Regions from separate parts of the Homo sapiens genome. Here region 1 is linked to region 2. A link is a loop called in an ENCODE intact Hi-C map of the cell type or tissue named here. Cell type or tissue: breast epithelium. All regions are shown on one strand. Links, peaks and the distances in the headings refer to the core of each region. The heading gives the core; the rest is flanking DNA. Region 1 overlaps RHOQ (ras homolog family member Q). Region 2 overlaps PRKCE (protein kinase C epsilon).

Region 1 (15,801 bases), core at 5,190-10,189, 860 kb after region 2:
TAGATGCCAGCAGCATCCCTCCTCCATTGATGGCAAACAGAAATGTCTCCAGATATTGCCAGATGTTCTCCTGGGGCAACACCAGTCCTCACTTACCCCACCCCCAGTTGAGAACCACTGTTGTAGGGTGATCTGTTGGGGTCTTTTTATTGGGGAACCTGTAGGGTTAGTAGGTATTGGTCTTCCCCCTTGGGCTAGTCATATAAACCAGGAAAGAATCTTCTACTCTTCTGCCCGAGGGATTCATCCTGGGAGGCGAGTGAAAGAAGCAGAGTGTTGGAGGGGGGTCTCAATTTTCTTTGTACCGTGGCCTTGTGTGCTTCGACTGGGCCTGGTGTCTCCCATTCGGGAAGCCTAGTTCTGCCCTTACCAGAGAATAAGTATCATCTGCCTTTCACCAGGATTGGGGAGCATTTATCATGATAGGGAAGGGGAAAAGGTATTAAAAAGCAAACTCGTTCCACCCTCTTGCTTGTGGCTCCGCGTTCAGTCCAGCTGCAGAAGCAGGCGCTCTTCTGGTTCCCATAGCTTCAGACCCTCAGGGAGGTCTGCTGTGCAGTCCGGTGTTTAACTGGCACCTCATTGCTCGCTCCGAATTTGGCTCCGTGGGCCTGTTAAGTAAGTTCCACTTGTTTTTTTGCCTTTTAGCTTCTAAATTTTGTTATTGTTATTTCTTTTCCTATTTCTTTTGTCCTTGTGGCTTTATGTTTTTTAAAACAATTACTGTACATGTTAGAGGATTTTGGAGAGGTCAAAGATAAATGCATACGTTCAGTTGGCTGGGACTTAACTGAAGTCTTCTCTTTTTTTATAGTTAGAAACATAAATATGAAGAACAAAGTTATAGTGGTGGATATTCTGTTCAGGGCCAGGCTCCTGATGAATTAATAAAGAAGTTGCTTGGCATACAGGCTTTGCAGCAAAGCGAGTTGGATTTCTGGGAGGAGATTTCTGTTTCATCTGGATCCTGGGGTCACGTGATCACGTTTTCCTTCCATACGAGAGCATGGGTTTCCAGTGGCCAGGATCTGTTGTGTCCACTAGCTCCAGCATCCGCTGTCTTACTGTTGGACAGAGGTAGATAGTCACTAATATTCTCATTATGCAATTTCTACTTTGCTAGACTTTGCGTAGAGTCTGTATAGACCATGACTTTTCAGTTAACATATTTTTCAGATAGGCCAAAACATACTCCATTAGGTTATAGCTTTCTTTAGTTACATTGCAGTCACCTTGATTAGATTTGGGTGTTTTGAAGTGTCTCAGTCATCTGAATATAAACCGTATTACAGATGACTAATAACAATTACAAATTGATTTTCATTAACTTAATTTTCAAAATGTAGCCCTATCTCAAATGCATAGAGTGTCCTACTATAGACCCCATAAACACACACACACACACACACACACACACACACACACACACAAAACCTGTATATAGACATATATCTCTCTAATATATTAGTATATATATGTATATACAGGTATGTGTGTGTGCGCACGTTTATATGTCTGTGTGTGTGTGTATATATATATACACCTTTGATATATATGTGTGTGTATATATATATGTGTATATATGTACATATGTATATATACCTTTGATACAGGTATCAAAGACATTGGCCAGGCAGGAAGAGTACGGTGAGGGGAGGGTCTGGACAGTTTTCCTAAGTGAGTAGCTGGTATGTGTGTATGGTTTGGGGTGGCAAGGGGGCCCAGGCAAGACAGAGTATTCCAGGCCAAGAAAAGAGCACAGAAAGAGTCATGTGGGAGAAGCTGGGGTGGATGGGGAGGTGTGGGAGCAGCCTATGTTCATTTTGGCTACAGAGTAGTCGTTCATCGGAGAAGCCATTAAATCTAAGGTGGGAAGAGGAGTTTGATGACTGCATGGCCAACCTTGAACTCTGAGCTACATAGTTTGGACTTCTAAAGGGCACGGTCTTCTGAAGATGGGTGCCTTGATGGAGAGATTAACAGAGAACATCCAGTAATACCTATTTTTCCATGTAGCCTTTTCTGTTTGTCAAGGGCAGATGTATTCTCTCCACTCTGAATCCCTGTGGCACTTAGCATCAATGGCTCTTGGCTCTTGTATTCATCTGTGCCTACATTTGAGGCTTCCTTGGACCCGTTTATCCCATTTAGCCCTAACAATGACATTAAGAGGTAGGTCATACTGTCTACCCCTCCCTCTGCACCGCATTTTTTTAGTGGATGAGGAAATAGGGTCAGAGATAGGGAAATGACTTGAACAAGATTACATACATGGCCAGTGAGAGGCCACCCTGGACCTCGGGCCAGGCCCTCTGACTCCAGATCTGCATTCCACTGTTCTCATGACATCCCCTTGCTGCCAGTGTCTCACTGGTTGCTTAACTAAGCCAGTGGCTCTTTGAAGGGAGACTCACACGATTTGATTTTCCAGGCAGCACATAACACAGGCCCAAACGATGGAGCACAGGCTCTGACAAGACTCACTTATCGGCAGCACAGGGTGGGGATGAGAACAGGGACCTAGCCGGTTCCTATGCAATTTCACCAGACTGTAGGGTCTATACCTCTAAGTTTGAAACTCCCTCATCCCCACTGCTGCCAGCCCAACTGCTCCAGTGATAGTTTTCCACCACTTCACCGAGAGCCTGGGCTCAGCTGCTGCCCTCACTGCCCTGGAGAAAGAGAGGAATGACACCACCTGTCCCGTTGCTGACTCTAAGGCTTTTATGAGAATACACAAAAGAGAATAGATACTTGAAACCACTGGAATGACAGTTTATCTGGTGATTTTCTTATAAAGTTCTATTGTTACTAGTTTCCTCCTCTATCTGTACTGTTGCTTCTCTTTGATTTTGTCTCACTGGCTCTTGCTTTGCTTCAGAAATGGCACTCCTCCCTAGCCAGGTCCTTTAGAGTAGGAAATCAAGAAGTTGAGCTGCTAGATTGTCTGAACTTCTTGGAACACAGAGGATGCTAGTGTAGACATGTGTGCATTATTGTACAGGGAGCCACTGAAACCTGCCTGCTGTGTGCAAAGTGGGCCGAGAGGACTCCGTGGCCACATCAAAGCCCATGTGCATTTGACTCTTTTCCCTTCCCAGCCTTTGATTTTTTTTGAAAAACGTATTTGAGATATATCAGTTTAGCTATTTTCTCAGTATTTTAATAAAATACCTGACTTTAGTCCTTGCCTGCCATGTAAACCTACACACTTATTTAAACCAGCAAAATTTCTCAGTGCGTTTGTGCTGAAGTTAATTTCACATTCAGTTCTCATTTTCTGCCTATTTATTACTCTGCCCCAAATCTGCTGAAACTGAATGGAAAAGGAACACTATTCGGTGGACATGGTTATAAATTAGCAGCCAGCACATGTGTTAAGTGCCTTTCATACCTTAGCTCATTTCTTTTCCCAGTGTTTAAGAGGAGGCTCCATTAGTAGTCCATTTTATAAATAAAAGAAACAGAAAAGGTAAGTAACTTGTGCCCAGGGCCACACAGCTAGGAAGCCTGACTCAGAGACTCAGGAGGTCTGTGTCTGAAACCCCATGATAGACTACCTGGTTGAAACAAAGAGGGGTTGTGTGGGAGAGGGTCCTACACTCGTGGTTAGGAGAATTGCATTCCTGCTTCACTCCTACCCACCTCTCCGTGTGACTCTGGACAGGTGGTGAGCTTCTTTGATCCTATTTCCTCATCAGTGAGGTGGCAGCTGACCTATCTCCTAGGCTGATGGTGAAGAGTCAGTGGGTAGCCTGGGTTGCTGTGAAGGCATGAGCAGGCACTCTTCTGGGCTGTAAAGTTACATAGGCTGTAGTAATGTCATGAGGCTATTTGTTTTGTGATAGGCCGGGAAGAGCCCCCACGGGGAACCGTCTGTAGTATAAAAGGGCCAGAGCTGGTGGGAAGAAGATAAAGGGAAGTAATACAGAATAGGCAGGGGAGGGGAGGGCATCAAACCCGTGCAAGGAGGATAAGCTGTGCTCAGTGGTGATGGATGCATATTGTGAAGAATTGATGTCAACACATCAACTCTTGGCCTCCAGGGACTTCTTGCAGGGTAATTCTGCAAGAATTTTCTGAATTTTCAAAGAAATCTAGGTGAGTGTGCATGTGTGCATACACACGCATGTGTGTCTGGGTACCTGTAAGGCAAGATCATACCTTTGCACACTTGTGGACCTGTGTGTATTTCTTTCCTCTTTTTTTCTCTTTTTCTTAATGGAGACAGGGTCTCCCTATGTTGCCCAGGCTGGTCTCAAACTGGGCTCAAGGGATCCTCCTGCCTTGGCTTCCCAAAGTGCTAGGATTATAGGCGTGGGCCACCACGCCCAGCCCCTGTGTGTATTTTTTTTAAATTGAGGTGAAATTTACACGACATAAATTTAACCATTTTTAAGTATATAATCAGGCTGGATGCAGTAGCTCATGCCTATAATCCTAGCACTTTGGGAGGCCAAGGCAGGAGGATTGCTTGAGCTCAGGAGTTCAAGACCAGCCTAGGCAACACAGTGAGACCCCCATCTCTACAAAAAATAAAAAATTGGCCAGATGTGGTAGCACGTACCTGTAGTCCCAGCTACTTGGAAGACTGAGGCAGGAAGATTGCTTAAGCCCAGGAGTTTGACTCTGTATTGAGCCACGATCGCACCACTGCACACCAGCCTGGGTGACAGAATGAGATCCTGTCTCCTGTCTCTAAAAGAAAAATTAAAAAATAAAGTATACAATCCAGTGGCATTTAGTACATTCACTGTGTTGTACAACCACCAGCTCTGCCAGTTCCAAAACATTTTCATCTCCTCCTCAGAAATTGTGTGTGTTTTTGAAAGGGCCTGTTCTGTGCAAGCATGTCTGTGAGGGCATCCTGATTTCGCCTGCCGGGAAGCCATCCTCGTCCTCAGATGGCAGATTGCACTGTATGCGTTTATTTGGCCAGCAGAGTGGGGCTCAAGTATTCACATTCCACATGGGTTTGTTGGTCATGGCTTAACTCCTCTGTGCACTCTGGCTGCCTCATCTGGACATAGAGGAAGGCAGCACTGCAGCCTTCATCTGAGTGTAGTTACCAGGGTCTTCTCTTTGCTGCTTGGCTGCGTGTTGCCTTTGTCTATTAAAAGGATGTGTGTAAGTATGTATGTCAACTGGGGACTTCAGCCTCTGTAGGCCAAGTGTTGAAAAGGGTGAGAGGGCTGCTCTGGTAGAAGTGTCAGAGCTGGGATGTCTGTACACCTCCCTCTCCATAGCTAGTCCTGGAGATAAGTAAGAGCAGATTCTGGGACTGAGCTGTCGCATACACCCTGGTGGTGATAACAGCAAACACAGCAATGGGCTATGTAGAGGGAGCCCTGAATAATCTCCATGAGCTGCAGAGATAGGGCCAGTGAGTGGCAAATCCTTTTATAGTGTGGAGGAGAGGAGGTGGGGAGCAGCTGCAGGAGAAGGTGGGGAGCAGCTGCAGAAGGAGAAGGTGGAGCAGGAGCTACGTTGGACAAGCCAGTGAATACTTTGCTCTGATTGGACAACCCAGATCATGTGCCCACCAAAAACCAGCGACTTAGTGGGAGGGGCAGGAGTGGGGAATGAAACTCAATGATTGGCTTAATCCAACCAGGGACTCTCTATATAGCTAAGTATGGGGCCAGGGTCCCCAGGGGCATGTGTCTGAGTGTAGAAGGGGTGGTGGGTCCTGCACTGAATCAGAGTTTTCGAAAGAAGGAGGAAGTAGGAGAAGAATGCTGGATAGACAGTCAACTGTATTCTCCATACCTAGATAAGACAAATGTCAAGACAATGCAGAAAAAGTTGTGGTGAAAAGCAGCAGGAACTAAAATGCTTAAAGCATCACTCAGTCTGAGGCTCTCCTATTAAGAGCTCACATTCAGGGAGGTGGGTTGGACCCATTGGTGTGCCACAGAAAAATGGCCCTGCTCACAGGAGGCAATTTGACATCTGGCCGAAAGTGACATCAGCAGCCTGAGAAATTAACCTGTTACTGGAGAGAATTCAGGTATTTGATCCACTTTCTCAAGCTTTGTAGCTGGTGAAGGAGGTGCAGCTAGCACTGTGCAAGCTACCTGCACAATGACTGCAGCTGACTTTTCTCACTTCACCTTCCCATGAGCTACCGTCATTGATTCAGCGGGAATGTAATAAGCTGCGACCATGAGCCAGGCCTTGAGCAATAGTCCCCTGCCCTCAGGGAGTCCTGATGCAGAAGGGGAAGATGCAGATCAGAAGAGGCAATCGTATTACAGTATAAACAAACAGGATGACAGGAGAAGCTTGTGGTGCCACAGAAGTGTGGAGCATGGCAATGCTTAAGCTGAACTGGGGGTTCAGAGAAGATCTGCTGGATGAAGTGATTTCCAGACTCAAGCCTGGAAGATGAGTAGGAGCTCCCAGGTGAAGAAATACGGAGAGAGAGAAGAAACAGGGAAACTCACTGGGCAGGTGACTGCTTTAGTGTGTGTATTTGTGTTAGGGGTTGATCCTGAGAACTTTCAGGTTTCTGGCTTGTGCACCCTGATTGAGTGGTGATATCTTCTAGTGAGATGGTGAATACAGGAGGAGTTGCAGTTTTGATTGGGAAGAAATGAATTTAGTTCAGAAATGTTGAATTTGAGATGCTTCTGGTTCAGCTAAAAGGAGGTACATAGTAATAAGCTAGTTCTGGAACTCAGAGGCAGAGACCTCCTCTGACCACCTGCTTGACATCTCAAGCTTAACACGTCCCAAACTGTCCTCTTGAGTTCTCTCCCTATGGTGCTTCTCTACCCTACCCTCAGTTTTCTTCATCCCTCTAAAAGATGCCATATCATCTAGATATATCCAGAATATATCTAGAATCCACCATTTCTCTAGCTGTCAACTGCTGTCCCTTAGTCTAAGCTTCCATCTTCTCTCAGCTGAATTACTATAATAACCTCTCCCCTTATAAGCCTGACTGCCTAATTCATTCTTCTCAAAGTAGCCTGGATTATCGTTTTCAAATTTTGTGACTTTTTTGCGGGGGTCGGGGGCTCACCTTTTAATGACTTTCCATTGCAGGTGGGCCCTGCAGAGGGGTCCAAGCTGACTCCCTCTCCAGCCCCACCTGTCACCTGGCCTTTCCCTGTGGTCTTCAGTATGTCAGGGCTTTTCTGCCTTGGGACGTTTGCATACATTGTCTTGTTGTCTGTCTCCTTAAGCGGTCCCTCAGGTCTCAGGTTGAACATCACCCCTGCAGAGAGGTCTTTCTTGCCTGCGCAGACTGAAACTCATCTTCCTGGTTATTCTCTCTCCCAGAACCTGGCTCTTTTCCTTCATAGCACCTGTCCCAATTTGCATTTATAGTCATTTTTGTCCCAATTTGTTCAATGCCTGATTTGATACCTCAATTTTATCAGACCCATCTCCCATTTTTATAACAAATACTTCCTTTTTACTTATCCTCAAATGAAATCTATAGATAATATAACCTCCCTATACATGTAATTTTAAATCAGTATAACATCCTGGCAGTGATATAAAGGAGAAATAAAAAGGAAAGTAATTCATCATAAAACTATTTATTTCAGTGTTAAATTCCTAAACTCCCAAGGCTGACTACTCCAGAAATCATAATGAAGTAATCAGGCCTGCACCTATTAGGTAAAATGACCACGAATGCAACAGTTACAAATATTGGCTAACATAGTTATTTTTTATTAGTGACTCAGATACTAACAGCAATGTAGCCAGTGGCATGTGGTTTTCTGTGATGGTAAGTAAATCCTGTGATGTTTGTTTTTTCTTTTTCTTCTTTTTTTTTTTTCTTTGAGACAGGGTGTCGTTCTGTCACCCAGGCTGGAGTGCAGTGGCATGATCTCAGCTCACTGCAGCCTCAATCTCCCAGGCTCAAGTGATCTTCCCACCTCAGCCTGCCAAGTAGCTGGGACTATAGGCACACACCATCACACCTGGCTCATTTTTTATTTTTGTAGAGATCGTGTTTTGCCATGTTGCCCACACTGGTCTTGAACTCCTGGACTCAAGCAATCCACCTGTCTCAGCCTCGCAGAGTGCTGTGATTACAGGCATAAGCCACTGCACCCAGCCTCCTGTGATGTTTCAAACAAAATAAAGTTCAATCTTTCTCCTTCAATGTGGACTGAAATTACCTTCCTAGAAAATTCATTAAAGTCTGAGGGCCGTGGCTCATGCCTATAATCCCAACATTTTAGGGGGCTGAGGCAGGATAATTGCTTGAGCCCAGGAGTTCGATACTAGCCCAGGCAACAGAGCAAGACCCCTGTCTCTACAAAAAAAAAATAAAATAAAAAAATTTCTGACTAGCTGGGCATGGTGGCATATGCCCGTAGTATCAACTACTCGGGAGGCTGAGGTGGAGGCTAGAGCCCAGGAGGTCAAGGCTGTAGCAATCTGTGATCATGCTACTGCACTCCAGCCTGGGTGACGGAGTAAAACCCTGCTCAAAAAAGAAAAAGTTTAAAATATGCACTAAAGTTATGCCAAAAAACTTTATTTTTTTATATATGCAGCAGGATCAGGTCCTAGATTCATGCGATTATAAAAGGTGTTCCATGGTGAGCAGGTCTATGCAAACCTACCTTCAAAGGCCAAGGGAGCTGAGAGGCTGAAGAAAGAGACTGACAAATCCAGTTTCTCAGAAAGAAATATTTAATAGAGACTTAGAAACAGAAACGATGTCTAGGTAGGCCAAGAGATGGTGGATTCTCACAACCAACCTCCAGAAAGTATCCTTTATATAGCAAGCTTTTAGGGTAAAGACACAGGAAGCTCATCATCCCTGACTTCCTTTAGAAACTCATGACCACGGGGAGGTTGTGAGGGCTTATCTGTGCTACTGGACCACCTTGAATTGTAGGCGTCAAACATTGGTCATCATGGCAGTTTTACTTCAAGATGGATCACTCTTGCTATGCAACAGGCTGTTTTCCCACAAAAGAGTTTTTCATGTTTATGAATGTCTAGCAGTACACTCACTAGTCATGCGGGCCTGGAGCTGGTTTTCCTCATACAGGTCATTGTGGCACCACGGCTCCCACCCTTAAATGCTAGCAGAGTTTCCCCATTCATTTTGGCAATTGACAGCACCTCCCAAATGTCCGAAATGCCCCCCAGACATAGGGTGGTACTGCCCTAGCTGAGAGCCCTGTGCCTACTCCTCTGCTGTCCTCTACACAGAATGAGGGCAGGGTCTGTGTTGTGTTCACTCGTCTATACACAGCACTCAGCACCTACTTGCCAGATATTTGTGGAGTGAATGAATGTTCTATCAACATGAAATTTGTGCCAAAAAGTTAGGAAAGGAGTATACCACATGGAAATGTGACCAGACATTTACCTTCTTTCAGCATGCTTTAGGCCAGCTGACCTCTGTTTTAGTGCAAGAGACTTGTAATTATAGCTCCAGACAATATGGAATTTCAGCTCTAAATCCTTTACAACTGGGGAAGTCACCTCACCATGCACAGAAGAAATAGCACTGGCTCCGAAGTTGTGGTTTGTCTTTTTTTGGAAAGTCAGGCTTGTCTGCCAAAGAGCTCGAAACACTTGACCAGCTCTCTCATTTATCTTAACATGTGTATTTATTCTCCCTTCACAGATGGGGAAGTGAAGCTTGCCTGAGGGCTGTATTTAGCTAAGTCTTGATCCTCTGCCTTGTGGTGGTCAGCTTAGATAAAATGGAATCCTAAAACTTGATTTTTATCCCGTAGTGTGAACCTCCTCCCACATTAAATCTGCTAGTAGGGCTGCTCACAAGGGTAAGAAGTGTTAGTTTGAGTGTTTTTCATCATGTGACGTGGCGGTCTTCTAGTTCAGGGCCCTGCTTTTAGAGATGAGGAAGTGCCAGTTCGTCACAACACAGTTAGATAATGACAAGGCCAGTCCTCTAGCTGGTTTCTTTATGCTCCACCAGATGTAAATTTTCTCTCCGTTTCCTCCAGCCAACCTAAACAGGAGTTACAATCAGTCAGGTGGCCAAAAGGAAAGCACAATGGAAAAGAAGCCCAAGATCTAGTTCTCTAGCTCCTAAATAATTGGTATATTAATTAGGAGGCTGACTTATTATAAATCAAAACATATGAAGATGACAGTAGCTAAAAGTAAGAAGCTAAACCTTTAATTTCAAGAATTCTTTTACTAAGCGCTAATCAGGCCAGTGACATATAAATACCATTTCACAACTGAACTGAAAATTAAAAAAGAAAAGAAAACACCAGATGTTTGCAAAGTTTTTGAAAAACAGTGACCTCTTAAGAATTTATAGCACCTAAAAAAACCTTTCTCTTCCCCAAAATTTTCTTTAGTCCAAGAGTGCTGGGAGGTAGTAGGAAGTGGTAGGCAAATTCAGTAAACTCATCACTGGTGAGTTTTGAACCAAACTTACCAAAGTGTTTTCAAAAAGGACCCAACCCAGCTTCCTTGAAAAACAGAGTTATTTTTAAAGAGGTAAAAACTGATATTTTCATTTCACAAAGTTAAATATAAAATGAACTCAAAAGTGTCAAAATGACTGCACAATAGAAATGAGGTTTCAGGCCAGGCGTGGTGGCTCATGCCTGTAATCCCAGCACTTTGGGAGGCCAAGGGAGGCGGATCACAGGGTCAAGAGATTGAGACCCTCCTGGCTAACACGGTGAACACCCGTTTCTACTAAAAATACAAAAAATTAGCCAGCCATGGTGGCAGGCACCTGTAATCCCAGCTACTCAGGAGGCAGAGGCATGAGAATTGCTTGAATCCGGGAGGCAGAGGTGGCAGTGAGCCGAGATTGTGCTATTGCACTCTAGTCTGGGCTATAAGAGTGAGACTTCATCTCAAAAAATAAAAAAAAAAAAAGAAATGAGGTTTCATAGGCTACTCTGACCAAGCATTACCATAGACATGTTGTGATATATAAGTTAGATGTAGGAGAAAACAGTTGCATTCTCAGAAGCTGGCTTCATGACATGTGTCCTCTGGACTTCTGTGTAGCACCCTTTGAAGGGTGGAGGGTTTCAAGAGCTCGATGCCTGTTTTGGACTTCTCGCTAGAAACAGATGTTGTAGATGAAGATTACTACTGTGTGCCTTGGAAGTGACACAGAGAATTGCTACTGCACAGACCACAAAGCCACCACTTTTCAGGGATATTCTTACTTAGTTGTCATATGTTTTATGTCTCTCTTCACGTAGTCAGAAGCTGCTTTAGATTTGGGAAGGCTGGGGCTTATCTGTTACCCCTTGTTCTAGGTTGTTTCTCATTCTAGGTTGTTACAGAGGAAAACTCTAGTAGGTTTTGATAAATGACTATTTCTTACATCAAAGTACTATCCTGCATTATTTGGGATTGTAATACATTCCTATAGTACTTTATGGTCTTCAAAGCATTTGTCACTGATAAGTCTCCCGTTTTTCAGACAGAGAAACTAAGGCCCTAAGGAATAAGGGACTGGACTAAAGTCGCATTCCTAGCATGTTGGATACGTTCAAGTTCTCTCCATTCTGTAAGGACCAACTCAAGTGCCTCTTCCAAGAGGTCTTTTCTTAGTGTCCCCTCATTACTACTTTTTATATTTACCACATTCTAACTTGTAATATCATGTTCACATACATCTTATCTACCTTACCATGAACTTCCTAAGATCGAAAGCTGTTATGCATTTGTGTGTATCTCCTCACCTATCAGAATTGTTCTTCTTGGGTGCTAACCTGATGCACGTTCCCACACCAGCCTGCAGTTTCCTCTTCTAGGCTGTGGCTTGGAGGTCTGCAAGGCGCTGGAGTGGTGTCCAGGCACATTGTGGGCACTGCTGCACATTCAAGTGCATTGCCTTATTTTTAACATATAGATACTTAATGAGAGAGCTTTGTAAATGTTTATAAGGTGTTTTACAAATAGATGTTATTTGAATCTCATCCTTCCCTCCTTTATTTATTGCAGTTAGCACTGTTCTGGGCACATAGTAGGTGCTTAGTAATGTTTGTTAAGCATTTCTATATTCACTTGCTCCAGCTTACACTTTTATTCCCTCCTATTGTTGTATATGACTGTCTTTTTATATGTTTATATCTTGAATTCCCAACTAAACTGCAAGCTCCAGAGGGCTATAGTCTCAATAAATCTTTGCTGATTGCTTTTAAATAATACATGATAGCATACCAGCTAACAAAGCATGGCACAAGGTAAATCGTCCAATGTGAGTGTTTTTATTTAAGAAATGTTTTGGATATGTATTTTAAAATAGACATACACATCCCAAAAACATATATTTTAAACAGAGATCACTAAGGTAGGAGGGAACACCCAGGTCCACATGAAGGGGACAAAGAATAGTGCAGAAGTAAGGCTCATGGGCACTGCTGGCTGAGCTGCACACAGAAAGGGGTCTCCAGCTGATGGCCATTGGCTACATTTCTCTGTGGCATTGGAAGAGCTTTTGTTTCCTCTCAGAGCGCATTTCTTTAGTTTTTTGTTTGCAGATTCTTATCAGGTGGTAAGTGTGTGTTTTTTTTTTTTTTTTTTTTTTTTTTTGAGACAGGGTCTCACTCTGTCACCCAGGCATGTTCATGGCTCACTGCAGGCCCAACCTCTTGAGCTCAACTGATCCACCCACCTGAGCCTCCTGAGTAGCTGGGACTGCAGGCATGTGCCACCATGCCCAGCTAATTTTTGTATTTTTAGTAGAGACAGGATTTCACCACATTGGGAAGACTGGTCTTGAACTCCTGGACTCAAGCAATCTCCCCACCTCGGCCTCCCAAAGTGCTGGGATTACAGGTGTGAGCCACCGCACCTGGCCATGTGTGATATTTTTAAAGTAAGGTTGTCATTATCACATATCGAGGACTCTTCAACAAGGGACAGCCTGAACACTAAGCTGCCAGAACACACTTAAAAACTTGATACTTCTGGTACTTAGCCAATTGGTAAGAAGCTAAAGAGTCTGCCATGCAGTCCAACAGCCATGCTGACTAAACTCACCAGTTCTTTCATTGTTTTGATGTTGAACAGCTGTCTTTAATACACTTTTCTGTACTCCTGAGAATGTTCTAGTTACCATGCTGAAATGTTTAAATACCTACATTTTAAAATTAGAACTAAAATATAATGGGTTTGTTAATTAGGAGGACACTGGAGAGTTGGCTGTGAGAAGTTGTGACTTTGATAAGTCGATCTTTTAAAAGTAAGGGCAGTTGCTCTACATTTGACTTCTTTGTGTTCTCAAATTTAAAATATATGGCTGAAGATGAAAGATTCTGCACACCTCCACTTATTCATTCCCAAATCCCACATTTCATATTAAATTCACACAGGATACTATGTGATGCATATGAACCATTTTATATGATGCAGGGTACAGTATGCACAGGGGATAATTTATTTTCTAAATTTGCTATTATTAGACTTCTAATTACTCAGCTGGATAGAAGCAGAAAGGTCTCATTCTTGTACTAACTGCCGATTTTTTTTTTTTTTTTGAGACGGAGTTTAGCTCTGTTGCCCAGGCTGTAGTGCAGTGGTACAATCTCTGCTCACTGCAGCCTCCACCTCCTGGGTTCAAGTGATTCTCCTGCCTCAGCCTTCCGAATAGCTGGGATTACAGGTGTGCACCACCACGGCCAGATAATTTTTGTATTTTTAGTAGAGATGGTGTTTCACCACATTGGCCAGGCTGATCTTGGACTCCTGACCTCAAGAGTCCCACCTCGGCCTCCCAAAGTGCTGGGATTACAGGTGTGGGCCATCATGCCCGGCCACTAACTGCCAATTATTTAGCCAGAGATGACAGGCAGAAGGAATTCATTTTAGATTGTTCAGACTTAAGAAGTAACATTTCTTTCCAAGGAGGTCTAAACATATGTGTGTTTTATTTTTTAATAGCCCCAGTTCTTCACATTTTAATTAATCAAACAAAACCTGCAATTTAAGAAATATCTAGAAATGATTGGTCCAATTGTCCTCCTTTGTGCTCACGTCTCTCATGGAGGAAAGTCAGGATTCACTGTGGTTATGAAAGGAATCTGTACAATATATTTACCTTCTGTAAAATACTTGGATTAATATTGTTAAGCATCTCTAGGGAACATGGCATTCAATTAGTTTTTATTTCTTGTCATCTCTCACTAGAGAAAGAGCGCACACTTCTGTTTCCCTGAGGAGGTAAACTTGCTTGAAAAGTAAAATTTCCATTAAAATCTCTAATTTGGCTTTCTTAAATATAAATCTATTTTTGTTACATTTTAAATAGTCTTAAGGCTAAGTGACTAATGAGTACAGTAATAATATATCATTCTCTTTTATTCATCTGAAAATTATACTGTCTCGAGAGACCTGAGTTTTGTGTGTTTTGATTTTATTTCTTACTAAAAGACTTCTCTGTGATTGGAGGGAGCTGCAAAGCTGAGGCAAGTGTGGGACTCAGGGGACCCTGCGTGGATTTGCAGAGGAATAAGAGACTTGGTTTCCCATGGGATAGAGAATTTATGTTTAAGCATTGAAAGAGTTCTTCGATGTGCGAGGTGTTATGCGGAGTGCTTTAGTTGCACTATTTCATTTATTCCTCATAATCCTAAGGGATAGTATCCCCATTCCTATTTCTGTGAAAATTGGAAATCTAAATATGGATGAGGAGTGCTTTTTAATGAGAACACCCCATTTCCCGGCCATGACAACTGCATGTTTGCTCAGAAGTGTGGAGTTGCTGGGTGGGATGCTAAGATGACATACTGTTTCTTTTTTTTTTTTTTCTTTTATGGACTTGCAGTTTGAAACAGGCAGTAGAGCCCAGAAAGTACATATAAGGCACTCAATTGTACTGTTTAACACAAGCTGATTTTTAAAAAGTTAAATTTTCAAGAAGTCTTCCTCTAGTAACTGTCTGGGGGTATAACGTGTTTCATACCCACCCTATTTGATCTCTTCATTGTGAATTTCTTAACACCAGGGCACTGCTTTAATCAAAACCATTTAGAGGCGTTCACTTTAAAAAATAAAAGTTGCAGAAGATTGGGGGTGGCATTTCCCCTGTCGTCATGTGATAGCGAACACCTGAGAAATCTTTTAATGCCCACAGCTCTAGATTATAGGTGTGCCCTTCAAAAGCATCACAGAAAAACAAAAGGGTTACCCACCAGTCAAGGGTTTGGGACATTAACATGCTTTAGTTGAAAGTTATATTATGAAAAATGTCAGAAAAATGCATGAAAGGAAAATTGTTCCATGAGGGAAATACTACTGCTGAAACTCCAAGTGGAAGATGATGTTTTTAATATTCCCTTAGTTCCACATTTGTGTAGTTCTGTAGTGAAACGAGTCATTTAAGAGGGGAGGTGGCCCAGGCTAAAAATAAAGTTTCTTTGAAACCAGATGAGAGTCTAGCTATGCCAAAAATGGAATCCGGACTCTGTTCACTCTCGAGAATGTAAATAAGTAGAATTTTGTGTCACATAAAATAGTCTATGCAAAAAAGGATATTCACTGCCTTTTGTGATAGAGACTAAAATAACCATCAGGAGTATAGCTGTTCTGGGGACTCTGAAGCAACAGTGTAAAATGATATGGTAGTCTAACGTATTCTGATTTAGAAAGATGTCCAAGACAAAGAAAGTGCAGAACAACAAGTACTGCATGATTTCATTTTATGTACAGATGTATGAATATGTGCAGTTACTGGTATATTCATGCATAGAAAAAGAACTGGAAGAATAAACATGAAAATATTAAGTAGAGGGAATGAAAGTTGGAGAGTAAAGGAGGATTTTGGTGGGTTTACTGTGTATGTTTCTCTTTAAATCTTCACACACACACACA
Region 2 (15,801 bases), core at 5,416-10,415:
TCACAGCCCCTCTCTTACTTTGAGGTTCCCATTTCCAGACTGAAAGGACAGACTACCTCTGCTGACCACCCCAATTTCCAGCAAGCTTTTTAAAATGGATTAGCACCTAGGGATTCTTGCAGGCAGGTGGAATTTATCCCCAGATTCTTTAATTGGATGTAGTTTTTTTTTACATTGGAAGAAATTGAGAATATTAACACTCTTGCACACATCTTCCTAGACAGGGTGAATGGAAAGCAGCCCTTTGACAGAAGAAAGACAGAGACCAGTTTCCAGTGAGCTCCTGAGGGTATGTCAACTCCATGTAGATTTATTTTCAATTTCCAAGCAGCTAAGATTCTAGTGGACGTCAGTTTGTGCTGGCTTTATTTTCACAAATGCTCCATTGGGTGCCACATGCGAATGTGGCTGTTGGCCGCAGGTTAGGTGGCACACGCTCATTTTGTGGGCAAGTTCTGGAAAAGTGGTTAGCATAGGGTTTTGCAACGTAGTGATCTACTTTATAGATTTATATGTAAGTACCCAGATTGGTGGTAGGTGAATTTGGTGGAATCATTTTCTACCAGCATCCTAAAATCATATTTAGAATTGTATTTTAGCAAAATGAATGTAGTCTGGCTGGATATAAAACAAAAATTTCCAGTTGGGGGTGAAAGTGAAGGGAAGGGCTATTTAGAGGGAGTGTCCCCAGCCGGTGGGGACCTGGCTCCCTGGGGGTTGTGGATGGGGGTATAAGAGGCTCGATTTTGCCCATCTCTGCTAATGATGTGGAGCTCCAGTAAACAGCAAGTTAATGGACTTCCCAGATATGTGAATTTCAACAGCTGTTGCAAACAACAGTGAGCACAGAAAAAAAAATATATGAAGGAAGAGAGAAAGGAAGAGGAAAGAGAGGAAGAGAGGGGGAGGGGTGTCAGCAATGGAAGTAGGAAACAACAAGGATGAGGTCCAGTTTTTAAAATCCAGATTCTTGTATCTGGGCCTGATTGCAAATGCCATGTATCCTAGGAAGCCATCTGGAAAAACAGCCAATCTGAGAATGCCCTGAGGGTGGCCAAGGACAGACTTGTGGAGGGAGTTGTCTGGATTTCCTAGGGCTTGGTGTGCCTTTAGAGGGGAGTAGAACAGACTTTTGATATAGAAAGTACATGTGGTTACCCTCCCTTTTGGGAGAATTAACATCCATGGACTTAGAAATTCACCATCAGTAGTAGGTTAAAATTTATGTATTGCCAAGGAGTGGTAAGAGATTACATCTTGTCATCTTGTTTTAAGACTCTTTATAAACTAGCCCCTAGTTTTTATTTTTTCTAGCTTCGTCTATTTCTATTTTTAATAGACGCCTTATACCTCAGGCAGGTGGGGTGGTTTGCTGTTCCCATAATATATTTTTTTCCTTCTGCTTGGAAGCTCTGCCTTGTGCCCCCAACTCCCTCCTGTCCTCCTCCCTGTCTGCTGTTCGTCCTTAGCAGGCAAAGGAGGGGCTCCCCCTAATCCCCAGAGGTGTCACTCCCTGCAGGGCCCAGCAGCCTTTTGCACGGACCTCTGCTGGGACACTGACCCCACTGCCTTCTTGTTATGTGTGTCTTTGTCTGTAGCTTCTCAGAGTTAAGATGCTGAAATATTGCAGTGAAGTAGGCCTTTTTCTTTCTCTGTCTCTCAAGTGACTCAAATTGTTTCGCTGACTTGATCAGAGCTCAGTAAAGGTTGGCTGAGTCAGAGTGAATGAGTTAACCATGAGTTACAAAGTGAAGGAATAGCCAGATTGCTTCCTCTGTGACACCACACAGAGCCCGTCTGTGTGGTTGAGGGGCCGCTGGTGAAGGATGAGGGGCACCAGCCCCCATGCTGTGTGGGTCACTGTAGACATGGCTCTGCTGTCATCTGTACAGAGGCCAAACTTGTTTTAGCCTTAATAACTGTTTAAAGCTGACTCCCAAGGAAACCAGTCTTGTTTTTTTATGGTCCTGGAGGATTTCAGAAGCAGATCTGGAGATGTGTGTGCACAGGGTAAGGTGGTAAAGGTATACAGTTGGGTCCTTAGAGAGCAGTGGCTTAGAGGAGACTGTGCTGTTGCTGTGGGCTGATGCGGGAGGTGTGATTCTCTTGGAATCCCGGAAGGCACCAGTGTGGATGCCGCCGCTTGTGTCTGATGAGTGGAGAAATGGGTGCTCGTTTTGCACACTGATGAGATCAAGGAAGTGTGGGGAGCTGAGGGGTGCAGGGGGTAGCAGGTGGGGTGATAGCTCTCTGGTTTTCCTGTGATTTCTAGGTGTAAATTGGGCTGTTGAGGGGAGGCAGTGGCCAGGCCCAGCCCACCAGTGGAAGGCAGAAGGCACGAGCCACAAGATGAACGGGGGCAGTTAACTAACCAGGCCGCCTGGGGTTGAGGATGAAATGGGTACCTGAGTTTTCCTTTTAAGTAGCAGAGGGCTAACATCTGAGGCCCTGCCGGGAGCCAGGGTCTCGGTGGAGAGGTGAGAACACACCTGGGAGCAATATAGAGAGGTCTTTTTTCTTTGCAGCACTCGAAGTCTGATGGCAAAGAGAGACATCTATGAAGTAACCCCCAAAGAAATGGAAAACTAAGGGTGGTGAGGAGGGCAGTGAGGGAGACATAGATGGTAAGCAGAGGTCCTGGGTAGGGGTTTTTGAGCTGGTCTAGGAGGTCAGAGAGGGCTCCTTGGTCGGTATGCTTGAGCTGAGAGGCCAAGGAGGACAGGATTGGTTCGGTGAGGAAGGGAGAGAAGTCTGAAGCAGAAGGAACAGTAGAAGCAGCCCGGCACTGTCATTCTTTGATGTAATAAATTTCCTCCAGATATTCAAGTCTGTGCTTCTGCTTGACTGAGGATCATCTAGGAAATGAAACTAAACTTGGCTTCGACCTAGACCTTGTGTGACCTTGAGGTCATCACCCTCTCACAGGTGGGTGCTATGAGTTGAAGTGTGTCCCAGCAGAAAAAGACATTGAAATCTTAATCCCCCCGTACTTCAGAATGTGACCTTATTTGGAAGCAGGGTCTTTGCAGATGTAATCAAGTTAAGATGAAGTCACTGGGGTAGGCTCGGATCCAATATGACTGGTGTCCTTATAAGAAGGGGAAATTCAGATGCAGAGGCAGATGCAGGGAGAGGGCGGCCCCGTGAGGACAGACACAGAGATAGGAGCTGTGCTCCCGTAAACCAAGGAATGCCTGGGGCTCCCAGAAGCTGGCGGAAGCAAGGAAGGACCCTCCTTTAGATGCCTTGGAGGGAGTGTGGCCTTGCTAACACCTTGATTTTGGACTTCTGACCTTAACAACTTGGAAGGAAGGCATTTCCATTGTTTTAAGCCACCTGGTTAGTGGTTCCTTTTTGTGGCAGCCCTAGGAAACTAAGACAGTAGAGGAAGGAAGGACAAAGAAGGATTGTGTTGAAGATGAAGTAGAATATATTTATACCTAGAACAAGGCCAGGAACATAATAGGTGCTCAATGAACAGTATCTACTCTTGTCTCATTGGGTAGAAAACGGGCACATTTTATTTTTCTATGTGTGTGATGGGGTAGGGTTTGTTTTTTGTGTGTTTTTGGAAAAATTGGAAGTACTCAAAGGTTAAATTGGGATGCTACCTATCTATCTATTGATTGATCCACCTATCTATCTGTCTATCAAATTTGCAGTCACCCTAGAGAATCCTTTACTTACCTGTGCTGAAAAAAATGCTCCCATCAGTTACCCTATGATGAGGTCTCCAGCCCTTTCATCAGAAGACAGAGCTTTAAAATGCAGGTGGGTAACAGTGACCTGAAGACATACTAACAGGTAAATGATAGATCTCCAGATTCTTCTTTGAGGGCAGTTTTGATTTTGATACCAAGGTGGGAGAGCACAGAGCTTACCAAGGCAATAAAGGCCTGAAGTACAGAGGAGGGCACCCCACATGAGATAATGCAGTGAAGAAAACTTGTTTTGCCCACCTCCTAGGTTCACCCAGGCATGGCCCCAGATGGAAACAGAATTTTTCCTGGTGCTCCAGGCTGCTTCCCATTCCCATGTAAATTCTAGTCTGATAAAGCCTCACCTATTACACAGGTGTTTTAGAAAACATCTGGATTCTTAGAGACACCGACGAGTCTAGATTATTTTTTTCCTTCTTCTCTTAGTATCTGAAATTTAGGACTCACCGTCACAACACAAATACAAAGATGGGCCAGGCGCGGTGGCTCACACCTGTAATCTGAGAATTTTGGGAGGCTGAGGCGGATCACCTGACGTCAGGAGTTTGAGACCAGCCTGACCAACATGGTGAAACCTCTTCTCTACTCAAAATACAAAAATTAGCCGGACTTGGTGGCACGTGTCTGTAATCCTAGCTACTCAGGGGGCTGAGGCAGGAGAATCACTTGAACCTGGGAGGCAGAGGTTGCAGTGAGCTGAGATCGCACCACTGCACTCCAGCCTGGGTGACAGAGCGAGACTGTCTCAAAAAACAACGACAACAACAAAAAACAATACAAAGATGACTTATGCACTTGAAAATGGGAGTCCTCCGCTCAGATACAGATGTGGAAATCTACCTGGTTTTAGTAGCTGGTAAGGAGGCTTTAGTGTTGGGCAGCCCGGAATACTAGTCCCAGCTCTTGGGCAAGCTATTAGCCTTTCTGCACCTGTGAAATGGGGATGATCATGCCTACCCACTACAATCAGTTTTCATAGTGATGATCAGCTGAGAGAGCATCTGTAAACTGCCTAGTCTATTGTGTGTGTTATAGAAGGCGCTCGGTCAGCATGGTCAGTTTTACTTGCATGTGTTTATCCTGAGCGGTGGACTTTATGCCTCCTGAAGGCTGATTGTTGGGATTACTTCAAGCATCCAGTTCTGTACCTGGTTCCATAAACATTTGTTGAATAACTATTGATTGAGATTTAGTCACTGTTTTACCATAGTGATATCTAAATCACTATTATATAGTAGAACCCTTCTTTTTTTTCCCCCAAAATAAAGCTCTAGGGGTACCCCAGCATATAAAGTGAATCTAAGAAGAGCTTCTGCTATTGCAAGCAGGACACGAACCACCTCTCTTTTCCATTTCTTTCCTTCACTGTTCCTCAGACATACCCTACAAGGAGCCATTTGAACACCTTACTCTGGGAGTAGAAGGGCTAAAAGCTCTGCTAGAACTGAAGTTTGAAAAGAGTCATTCCACAGAAAGACTTCTGGGCTTAGTGTTCCGGAGATCAGCTGCTAAGGCCATAGCTAACAGCCTCGGCAGATAACAGCCTTTCCTATTATCAAGTTTTCTTGAGAAAGCCTTTTTTCCCCCCCCGTCAGGAAGTCAGTCCTTATTCCTAACTAAAAGTTGTAAAATTTAGCTGTCCTTAGTAAAGGTGGAACACATGGTCCTCAGCTTCTGTTTTATTTATTTTTTTTTTTTGTATTTCTGATGGCTGTTGTTATGTCACTCCTACCTGAGTTAGAGGCCACAGTGCTGTTTGCTTTCCTCCTATATTTTATTCTCTAGCCCTTAAAGGAATAATCAAAACTCCTTGGGCTGGGTGTGGTGGCTCACATCTGTATTCCTAGCACTTTGGGAGCCTGAGGCAGGAGGATCACTTGAGGCCAGGAGTTCAAGATCAGACTGGTCAACATAGTAAGACCCCCATCTCTAAAAATAATTTGAAAAATGTAGCCAGACATGGTGGCATGTACTTGTAGTCCCAGCTACTCGGGAGGCCAAAGTGGGAGGATTGTTTGAACCCCTAAGTTTGAGGCTGCAGTGAGCTGTGATCACAACACTGCACTCTAGCCTGGGTGACAGAGTGAGACCTTGTCTCTAAAAAAAAAAGAATAAAGAAAAGAAAAGAAAAAAAAAGGAAGCTCATTGACGGTAGAGGCACCTTTTTTTTGGAGTCTCCAGAGAACCTTGCACTTGAAGGACAAACATGGGCTCTCTGCATGGAACTGATTCTTCTTTGGATTTTCCTTTATTGTCCTAAATAGACATCATCATTTGTTCTTGTGAAGGTTCTTTCCTAGAACATTTCTTTTGTTTTGGTTTTTAAAAGACAATAATTGGGCTTCTGTCACATTCTTTGGAAAACTATCTTTAACTATGCAGCCTGTTCACTCATAACAAAAAAATTCCTATTCTCTCATCCATATGCTCACAGAAGATAAAGCTAAAATAGCTTGTTTTATATTACTGGTATTGAAATGACAAATATGTCTCCAAATAGCAAATGGGTAGAGTAATGCAGATTTAAATTTCACCTGGGTTAGGAGGCATTATTTCTGACAACACTGTTATTTCACCCATTCATCTATCCATTAACCAAACATTCATTGAGCATTTACTTAGTGCCAGGCCCAGAGACACATGGGCGATGCATAGCTGAATAGAAAAGGGTCAAGGAAGGCATGGCAGGGAGCAGCATATAGTGGAATTATTAGCATTTTACCTCCATTTACTCCTTTCATTGTTTTTAGGATTAAACACAGGAAAAAGAATCTATATGTGCTTCTTCAAGGTAGTATATCTCAAGGAAACTATTGGCTTAGTATGTTGGGGTTGGTTTTTCTGGTTTGTAGATTGTTCATTTTTCATTTCTTCTCTTGTCCCCTGAATATTCTGTACCTTCTGTGTCCCTCCCTCTATGTCCCTGTCCAGGGACTGGGCAATCAGAGAGGGACAGAGAAAGGGGTGAACCTGTAGCTTTGCTTTTTGTTAGCTACTCCAGGTAAAGACTAGTTCAGAACTCAAATCCTAAAGTGATTTTCCTGTATGAAATGTGACTTGGGAGTGTTGGGGGTTTCCTTAGCCCAGTGTTAAAGTGTCATGACATGGCCTTTGTTAGAAGAGTCACTGGATTCCTAATATTAACTCTGCCAGTTACTCTCTGGGTCCCTCCTCTACCTCATCTGAAAAGTGAGCATCGCCACGCCAGTCTTTTAGAAGTATTGTGAGGATGAAATGCCTGTATGCTGCTGGCACATGCAGGTGCCCAGCAAATGTCCATCTCTTCCTTCCCCCTCTAGTATTTCAAGGTGACAGGCAGCAGTTTTCACCTAAGTGTTATGCCTAAGAAATGATAATAACACTGTTCACTGCCATATTTTAAGTTTAACCCCTGTACTTATTAAAGGGCTATCAAATTTGGTTGAGGAAGACCAGGGGTCATGAGAATAGTCTTGACCTTGCCAACTGCTGTATAGTGTGATCTTAAGTAATTCTCAGCCCCTTTCCTTTGTCCCTCCCATCTTACCATCTATCAGGAGGGGAGCCTGAATGGTCCCCTCTTCCTTGCAGGGGAGCTGTGGGGCACAGATGAGATAAAGCAGGTGGAGTACTTCAAGAAGTTTAAAACTTACAAATGCCAGAGACTTACTATCATCACTATCATTTGGACATGGAATAATTCACTTTCAATTCCTTATTCAGTATCACTTTTGTGGGCATGTCTTTTACCACCATATTTCATGCATACATGTGCCCAGTTCTGTGGAGCTCGGTTCCGAGCAGCGCTAGGGGCCTGAACTATTGTTGCCCTCTTAGGACACAATTTTATGTGGGGAGAAGCAGCAGGCTTTATTTCACCTGCTTGAAACTCTAGTTGCGGAGAAATTTGGCTCAGACTTTCCAAAATAAACTCACCTTTGGGCTGAATCCAGGAGTGGAAAATTTTAGCTGAAAAGGATGGCTTGTCAGAAAACATAGGAGTGACTGCCAGTTGGGGGTATATGTACTCCAGAGGAGGCGGGGTGTAAACCCAGCTGTACCATTCCCTGCACCGCATGCTCCAACCAGACCAACCCAGCCCTCCGTGAGTAGAGGTTACAGGCTTATTGGAAGGAGGGAGGCATGACAAATCTTAAGGATTGTCTGTTTTTTTCCACTGTCAGATAAACCTCCACGCTTTGGCTTCTAGAGTGATGGGTGGGCTTGCTTTCCTTTTGTGGACTTGATGGCATTTGACTGTATAATTATTCTTCTCAGCTGAATATCCCTGAGTGTCCTTTGACATGATGGTGGTATAGGTAGCTTTACCAGGCATAATTTCTATAATCCATAGAGTGTCAAGAAGGTACTTATTTTCCTATCAAATGCTGCTGACCTGATTAAGCCTTCTGCCTGGCTTTGTAGCTGAAGATAATGAGTTTGTCCAGTGCAGTGGCTGTTGGGACCTGGGGTCTTTCTGAAGATGATTGTAACCTGGGTGTGGAGTGGGGCCTTTTGTCAGTTGCTTTAAGTTAGATATCTGCTTCGGAGCTCTGTGTCTGGCTCTGTTCCCCAGGTCATAGTAGCCAACAAAGGGACCTGGTCCCCTGCAGTTGGCCCTTGAATTTTTTCTATTGTTTGAGAACTAGAAATTATTTCTGCCAGAGATTTCACCTGAGAATACATCCAGGTGAGTTCTTGAGGTTAGGGTAGGATGAGAAGCAGTAGAAGCCCTGGGGGAAAAGAATTCTGAGTTGATGCTGGGGTAGGAATGCCACAGGACTGGCCAGGAGAATAGTTTCACAGCTGCTGTTGTAGTTGGCAAGAGAAAGAGGCTGTGAAATGAAATATTACACAGGATTGCCTTAGACACTCAATGGAAAACTTTTTTCCCTCCTTCCACCAGAGGAAATGAATGCATGCTGATGGTAATGAGAAAATGAGGCTCTGAAAGTGCCTGCTTTTCCTTCATTTTCATCTTTCCCTTCTTTTCTCTGAATCCTCCCTGCCCTTGTGTCAAGCTTCATTCCTGGTTCTCCCAGGTCGGAGGAACTTGAAGCAGTGTTTGTCAACCAGTCTTGACTGAGAGGTGTCTGAGAAGACTGGGCTCTACCCTTGCAGGAGTCAGATTGGGTTCCAGAATGATCTTTGCTCTTGTTTCTGCTTTGAATGAATGGTTTGCACATGTCTCAATCTCTGGCATCACATCCCAGCAGTATCTTCTCTCCTGTTTATCCTGAGGCAGGATTTTGTATTGGCCGCCTGATAGTTTGGCCCCCCACAATGAATTAAATTTCAGGAGCAGGAAAATGGGAACCCCTGTCTTCTGTGTGTAAGAGAATCTAAGAATACTGCATGTGACTCATGGTAAGAGATTTGATCATCAATAGCAAGAAATACCTTTCATTTGAACTGTGTCTTTTAGTTACCAGAGTCCTTTCTCATTCCTTATTCCTGTGAGAAGGCAACTGGGGCAGAGGGTGGTTAAGTGATTTGCTCAAGATCCCAAACAGAATAAGCAATGACAGACATGAACTGGTTTTGCTTTTCACAGGTCAGTGGAAATTGAGTCGATTTTCCACTTTGACTGGGGAACTAGCTCTCTCCCCAAAGATGGGGGTCTTGGCCAACTCTGGAATTCTGTGATTTTATGACTGTTATATTCCTCAGTCTAACAAATACCACATCTGAGTCTGCAAGAGCTGGTGTTTGATGATTGCAGTGGAAGTCCCTCGTGGATCGCAGTTCATTACTTCACAGGCAGATATTCCTCGGCTGGAGCATGTGTCCCAGAACTTACCAGGTCTGCTTGCAGCCCAGGCCTGTGCATCAGTCCCCATCTGTTAAATGTGGAGGCTGCTGCCTTTCTTCTGCTCATCAAGAGTGAGTCCTAGCCAAGATTGTAATTGTTACCAAACATCTGAATTCACTGGAGAGGCAGGAAGGGTGAGTGGATAATAACACCTTATATTCCCATAGAAAGCTTTGTACTTCCCAGAGCCATTTAAACATTGATTATCTCATTCTAACTTCAGAACAGCCTTTATTATCTTCATTTGACAGATGGGGGAGAAATGGAGGCACAAAGGATTTGTCACTTGGCCAAGGTCACAAAGCAGACTCGAAGCTGGTCCTGTGACTTGCTCTTGCCCCTGTGCTTGTCCTTTTGGGAGAGGCTTTATCTGTTCATGGAAGTCAAGGATGTTTCCTTCAAATATTTTCCCCTCAGCCCCTGCTTTTGAGGATCTGCACTGGGGGAGGGAGAACATTTCTTCTGTGGCTTCTCATGTCTGTGGGACACACAGTTCGTGACGAATATGAAATAAAATGGAAATAGCTCCTGCATCCTCCCACACAGACGAGCTGAGAGTCTGCCTCTGATGTGAGAGCCAGCATGGAAGGAGCGATGGCTCTGACTGTCCCCTTCTCCTTAGTTCCCAACTGCCAAGCCAGGAATCAGACCTGGGAGTGCAGGCATGAAGCTCCAGTTAGGCAGGCCCCAGCCTTCCTGCAGCATGACTTATGTCTGGTACCCCTGCGGGTTGCATTCCTGCTACTTCTCATAAGGTAGACACAAATTGGAGGCCTCCTCGATGGCAGGCAGTGCATGAGGAATGCTGGGATGCTGCAGGGTGCTGCACATGTTTCCTGCCTTCGGTGAGCTCCTGATCTACTACCAAAGTCCGCCTCTGTCACTCCTCCCTACGCATCATAGGTTGGACTCGAGAGCCTGCAGATTTCCTTTAATGTCTTCCTGGGCAGAGCAAGTTGCTAAGCTGGGGCTCCAGTCCACAATCATCAAGTGCCACAGAACAAAGCTGTGAGGTCAGTTGTAGCAGAGATGGCTTATGTGTCCACCAAAGCCTACATCGTGGGAAAACAGCTAGACTACACCTCTCATTCCCTTATGACCAGGTGATATGGCTTGGCTGTGTCCCCACCCAAATCTCATCTTGAATTCCCACATGTTGTGGGAAGAACCTGGTGGGAGGTAATTGAATCATGGGGCCAGGTCTTTCCCACGCTGTTCTCATGATAGTGAATAAGCCTCATGAGATCTGATGGTTTTATAAGGGGGAGTTTCCCTGCACAAGCTCTCTCTCTTTGACTGCTGTTGTCCATGTAAGATGTGACTTGCTCCTCCTTGCCTTCCACCATGATGGTGAGGCCTCCCCAGCCACGTGGAACTGTAAGTCCATTAAACCTCTTTCTTTTGTTAATTGCCCAGCCTCGGGTATGTCTTTATCAGTAGTGTGAAAACGGACTAATACACCAGGTATGGCCAGGTGTGGTCCTGTGGCTCAATTCTGGCCAGTGGAATGTGGGTGAAAGGAGTAAGTGCTTCTTCTAGGCCAGCCCACAAAAACCTCCTGGGTCAGTGTCCCAGGTGCCTTCTCCCTCTGTTGGCTTAGAGCAGCCAGTCATAGTGGTCTTGGGGGCCATGTGTTGAAGGTGGCAGAGTCAGAAGAGGGAAGGAGCCTGACTCTCCAAATCCCTGCTTGGAAGAGAGCCACTCCTGTGTGGATAGTAGCACACAGTTTCACCTTGAATGGCAGTGAGCCACTATTTGGGGATTTACCTGTTACTCTAATATACCAGTTTGAGGGACAAAGACAATGGCTTGAGTCAGGATCATGGATTCAGTCTGGATGAGACAAGTGGGATTTGTGGAACTTACTGGCGCTGCTGCTCACACCTGGAGCTGCCTCTGGGTGTGAAAGAGTAGGAGGTGAAGACCCCCAATTCCCTTCTGGAAGAGGTTAGTAGGGCCTACCAGAGCTTGGTGGCAGGTGCTGGTCAGGAGCACCCTGGGCTGGGGCCAGCATACCGGGCAGACCCAGCCAGGCCAAGGTGGCAGCTGCTCCAACCAGGCCAAGACCCATGCACTGGGTTCTCAGCCTTCCTGGGTCAAGGCCAGAGGGCTGGTGTGATGGAAGATGCCCCAGTTCTGGCAGATCTTGGCTCTTGCTTCATGCCCTATATCAGCCAGCTATTTGACCTTGGACAAGGCCCTTCTCTGGCCCTTGGCATGATTCCTTTCATTTGCAGCAGCTGGGTGTGGACTAGATGATCATGGATGTCTATGAATGTGAATTTTGAAAGCTTTAGTACAGACTATGCTCTAGGAGTTTTTAGAGTTCCTGGGCCACCCCATCCCCATTCTGGATTCCAAGGCTATGGTTCTGCCTTAGTGTGACTGCTGCAGCATGTTGTCAAACAGCACTTTGACTTTCCCTGTGACCCTAAGTCAGGGACTTCCAGATCTAAACTCTTTCAAACTCTTTTGAATAAAATGGAAGGCATCTCATCTCCAGTCCCCATCTCTATTCACCTGGATATTGTGACATCTCCCACTGGGAGAGATGTCTCCTGTCTCCCCTGTGACCATGTATCTTTTTTTTTGTTTGTTTGAGACAGTCTCACTCTGTCACCCAGGCTGGAGTGCAGTGGCATGATCTCAGCTCACTGCAACCTCCACCTCCCAGGTTCAAGTGATTCTCATGCCTCAGCCTCCTGGGTAGCTGGGATTACAGGCACATGCCACCACGCCTGGCTAATTTTTGTATTATTTAGTAGAGATGGGGTTTCACCATGTTGGCCAGACTGGTCTCGAACCCCTGACCTCAAGTGATCCGGAAAGTTCTGGGATTACAGGCTTAGGCTACTGCGCCTGGCCCATTTATCTTATTTAATTAACACGTCCATAGCACTGGCTAGGTGCTGGGCACCGTTCTTGGACTTTTCTGTGTATTAACTCACTTAACCCCTGTAACAACCTGATGATGTAGGTACTATCACTATCCTCATATGACGGGTAAGAACACTGAGGCCCAGCCTGAGAGATTAAGGAACACATCCCCAGTTTTTCAGCAGTAAAGCAAGAGGCCAAGCTGGGATTTGAACCCAAATAGTCTGGCTTCAAAGTCCATACCCTTGCCCACTGAGGTACACAGCCTCTTGTAAGTACTCCTTGAAAGTCCATACATCCTCCAGAGTCTCTAATATGTCCTCCTGAGAGCTTTGCTCTCCTGCTTCTGAATCTCAGTCCTAGATGGTCTGGTCTCAGTGGAACCCTGGAGTGTTTTTTAGCTCTATTTTCTTCTGTATATTTTCCTGCATGTTTTTCTCTTTGTGAAGCCTGTCCATAGATTAATGATTCCATTGCCAGGCCCCAGGCCAGGATTCCCAGTCCCAAGAAGTGGCAGGAGAAGGCTCTGGACATTGCGGCTCCAGCATGGCCCAGAGTATGCCCAGGGCTTGGGGACTGGCTGTCACAGGGATTTACGGCTGTTACTAACTGACATCTTGTTTTTGCCAGGGCCAATCAGAGATGCTCAGGCCTGACTGATATACCATTGTTTGCCACCCTGATGTTTCTGGAGCTGAGGCCTGCAGACCCTCACCCCTAAAGGATCGGGGTGTTTTACTGCCTGGCAGGCCAGATGACACAACCTGACTTGTCTAGAGGCTGAACCAGGGGTGCTGGGAGAGAGGGGGGACCTTGCCTTCTCTCGCTTAACATGGGGTGGGAAAAATCCAGCCAGGCAAAAACATATTCCATCTGATCTCTCACTATTCTAAGTATTCAGTCTTTTTTCAGGTTGCTGCCCCCTCCCTGTCCCCTGTCCCCCTCCCTGTGGTTTTTGTGCTTTTAGATTGAAGGGAGCGCAGCTCAGAGCACGAACTTTGCAGTCCCAAAGATTAACGTGCAACTCAACCACTTACTTACTCTATGTGCAGCCACAGGCAAGGTACTTATCCCCTTTGTGCCTCAGTTTCCTTAGCTATAAAGCAGGGAGAAAAAAGAGTGCCTACCTCACAGAATTATTGTGAGGACCAGAGTAATAGACAACAGCTGCAAGGTACTTTCCACAGTGCTGGGCATATAACAAACAAGAGATCATGGACATCATGACCAAGAGCGAGGACTCAGGCCAGACTGCCTGGCTGCAAATCACAGCTCTGCTACCTATGACCTGGGTGACCTGGAGTAAGTCACTTAATGTCTCTGTGTCTCAATTGCCTCATCTGTAAAATGGGGATAATGAAAGTCCTTATTTCACAAGATCATTGCAATGATTAAATGAATTAGCATTTGTAAAGCACTTAGCGTGCCTGGTGCCTAGCAAATATTCAGTACTTGTTAAATTAACTATATAAGTGTTCAAGACATGTTGGCTATTACTTCTATTATGTTTCCATTATTGTTATTATTTATGTAATTTTTTGAGACGAGTCTTGCTCTGTCACCAGGCTGGAGTGCAATGGCATGATCTTGGCTCACTGCAACCTCTGCCTCTCTGGTTCAAGCAATTCTGCCTCAGCCTCCCGACTAGCTGAGATTACAGTCATGCGCGACCATGCCCAGCTAATTTTTCTATTTTTAGTAGAGATGGGGTTTCACTATGTCGGTCAGGATGGTCTTGATCTCCTGACCTCATGATCTGCATGCCTTGGCCTCCCAAAGTGCTGGGATTACAGGCATGAGCCAACACGCCCGGCCTCCATTATTATTAGTAACTTTATATTATGTCCTATAAAGGAGGCAGGACAAATACTCCTATTTCACTCTGCAGATGAAAGGTTATGTGACGGGGGCAGATCCTCAGTTTAGCCCCCACTGTTACTTGAGTAAAGAATTACATCTTCTCCACACTGTCTGTGTGCCCTCAGGTGTTCCTGTTGACAGTTGACCTCTTGCCACTCTACGGCCTGTCCTTTTTTTTTTTTTTTTTTTTTTTTTTTGAGACAGAGTTTTGCTCTTGTTCCCCAGGCTGGAGTGCAGTGGTGCAATCTCGGCTTACTGCAACCTCCACCTCCCAGGTTCAAGAGATTCTCCTGCCTCATCCTCCCGAGTAGCTGCGATTACAGGCATGCACCACCACGCCCAGCTACAGCTAATTTTTTGTAGTTTTAGTAGAGACGAGGGTTCCCCATATTGGCCAGGCTGGTCTCGAACTTCTGACCTCAAGTGATTTACCCCACCTTGGCCTTCCAAAGTGCTGGGATTACAGGCATGAGTCACTGCGCCCGGCCTGTCCTGTCTTTTTGACACCCAAATCTGATCATGCTATTCCCCCTGCTTAAAGCCCCTGATGGGAAGCCTGTACTGTTGGTGGCCTCCAGGAACGTCTCTCCTCCTTGGCAAGGCCCATGAAGCTCTGGACCAATTGGCCCTGGCTGGTCCCACTGACAGTTGCATTCCCTCTATGATCTGCTACACCTCTGGGGCCTGGACAGGCCATTCCCTTTGCCTGGAAGGGCCTTTTGCCTTTTTTCCATCCAGCTCAAGTGTCAGCTCCTCCCTGTACCTACAGGCAGAGTCTGGCTCCCTCCTCTGGGCTTCCATCTGCTTGGCTCCAGTGTTCTATTGCATGGTTCTCATTTGTTTAGGAGATGTTCAACTCCTCCAGCACACTTCCCTGTCCTTGGAGGGCGGGGACCATGTGTCATTTATCTTCGTATTCGCCCCATACTTCTACCTCTTTGAGGCTGAAAGTATACCTGGCATATGTTAAATGCTCAGAGATTGTGACTAGATGAATAATAATGATAATTACGACACTGTCGCCTTGCATCTGTAATGCGCATCATGATTCAAAAGCTCTCACACCTTTGTGTTTTCATCTTGGTCCCAGTCTGGTGCTGACTTGCAGTGCTGTCCTCCATAAGCTAGCTTATCTCCCTGGGCCTCAGTTTCTTTCCCTGTAAATGATCTGTAGTCGCTGTCACCTCGAGGCTCTTATAAAGGTGAAGTGGATGCTTATTTAAGAATGTGTTTGGAATCAAGTTCTAGACATACAGAGGCTGTCATTGTTTTTGCTCATCTTGCCCTTGGACTCCGCAGCTGATCACCTTGCCAGATGGGAAGAGCCACAGGAGAGCATATGCCTGAGGGTGGCTAATAATGTGTATTTTTCTTTGCCCTACATATTTGTGTGATGCCTGATGGTAATGGATAGCTGTAAAGACTCATTATGTCCTGTGTAGCTGCAGGGGTATGCATCTTCCTTCTGTGTTACTGATTGGGAGGCTGAGCCCACAGAGAACCATCCAGGGCACACAGGCAAACCCTGCTGTAAGAAACTCAGTATATGAACAT

What was found. A loop is a pair of places that touch in the nucleus more often than their neighbours do. Peaks named below come from ENCODE experiments on the same cell type or tissue, not always from the same donor. Only the 100,000 strongest peaks of a DNase experiment are listed, where the experiment ranks them.
Region 1: it touches region 2 in a loop (13-fold over the local background); 1 of 110 quality-filtered maps calls a loop at or near these places.

Annotation. Positions count from the first base shown.
Region 1 is chr2:46,559,613-46,575,413 of GRCh38, forward strand. The region is part of intron 2 of RHOQ (ras homolog family member Q); the gene reads left to right. It overlaps RHOQ-AS1 (RHOQ antisense RNA 1), which reads right to left. Exons shown (of 2, transcript NR_104182.1): 2 at 8,644-9,958. Among named protein-coding and RNA genes, the nearest start is that of RHOQ-AS1, 13 kb to the right of the region's middle. RefSeq lists enhancers at 3,542-3,601, 5,579-5,668, 11,049-11,148. In breast epithelium, for the core only: no CTCF peak of the experiment used is centred there; no DNase peak of the experiment used is centred there; H3K27ac peaks cover 2,207 bases.
Region 2 is chr2:45,697,721-45,713,521 of GRCh38, forward strand. The region is part of intron 1 of PRKCE (protein kinase C epsilon); the gene reads left to right. It also overlaps the pseudogene TRQ-TTG5-1. Among named protein-coding and RNA genes, the nearest start is that of PRKCE-AS1, 30 kb to the left of the region's middle. RefSeq lists an enhancer at 2,738-2,787. In breast epithelium, for the core only: no CTCF peak of the experiment used is centred there; a DNase peak (open chromatin) is centred at 8,451; H3K27ac peaks cover 2,562 bases.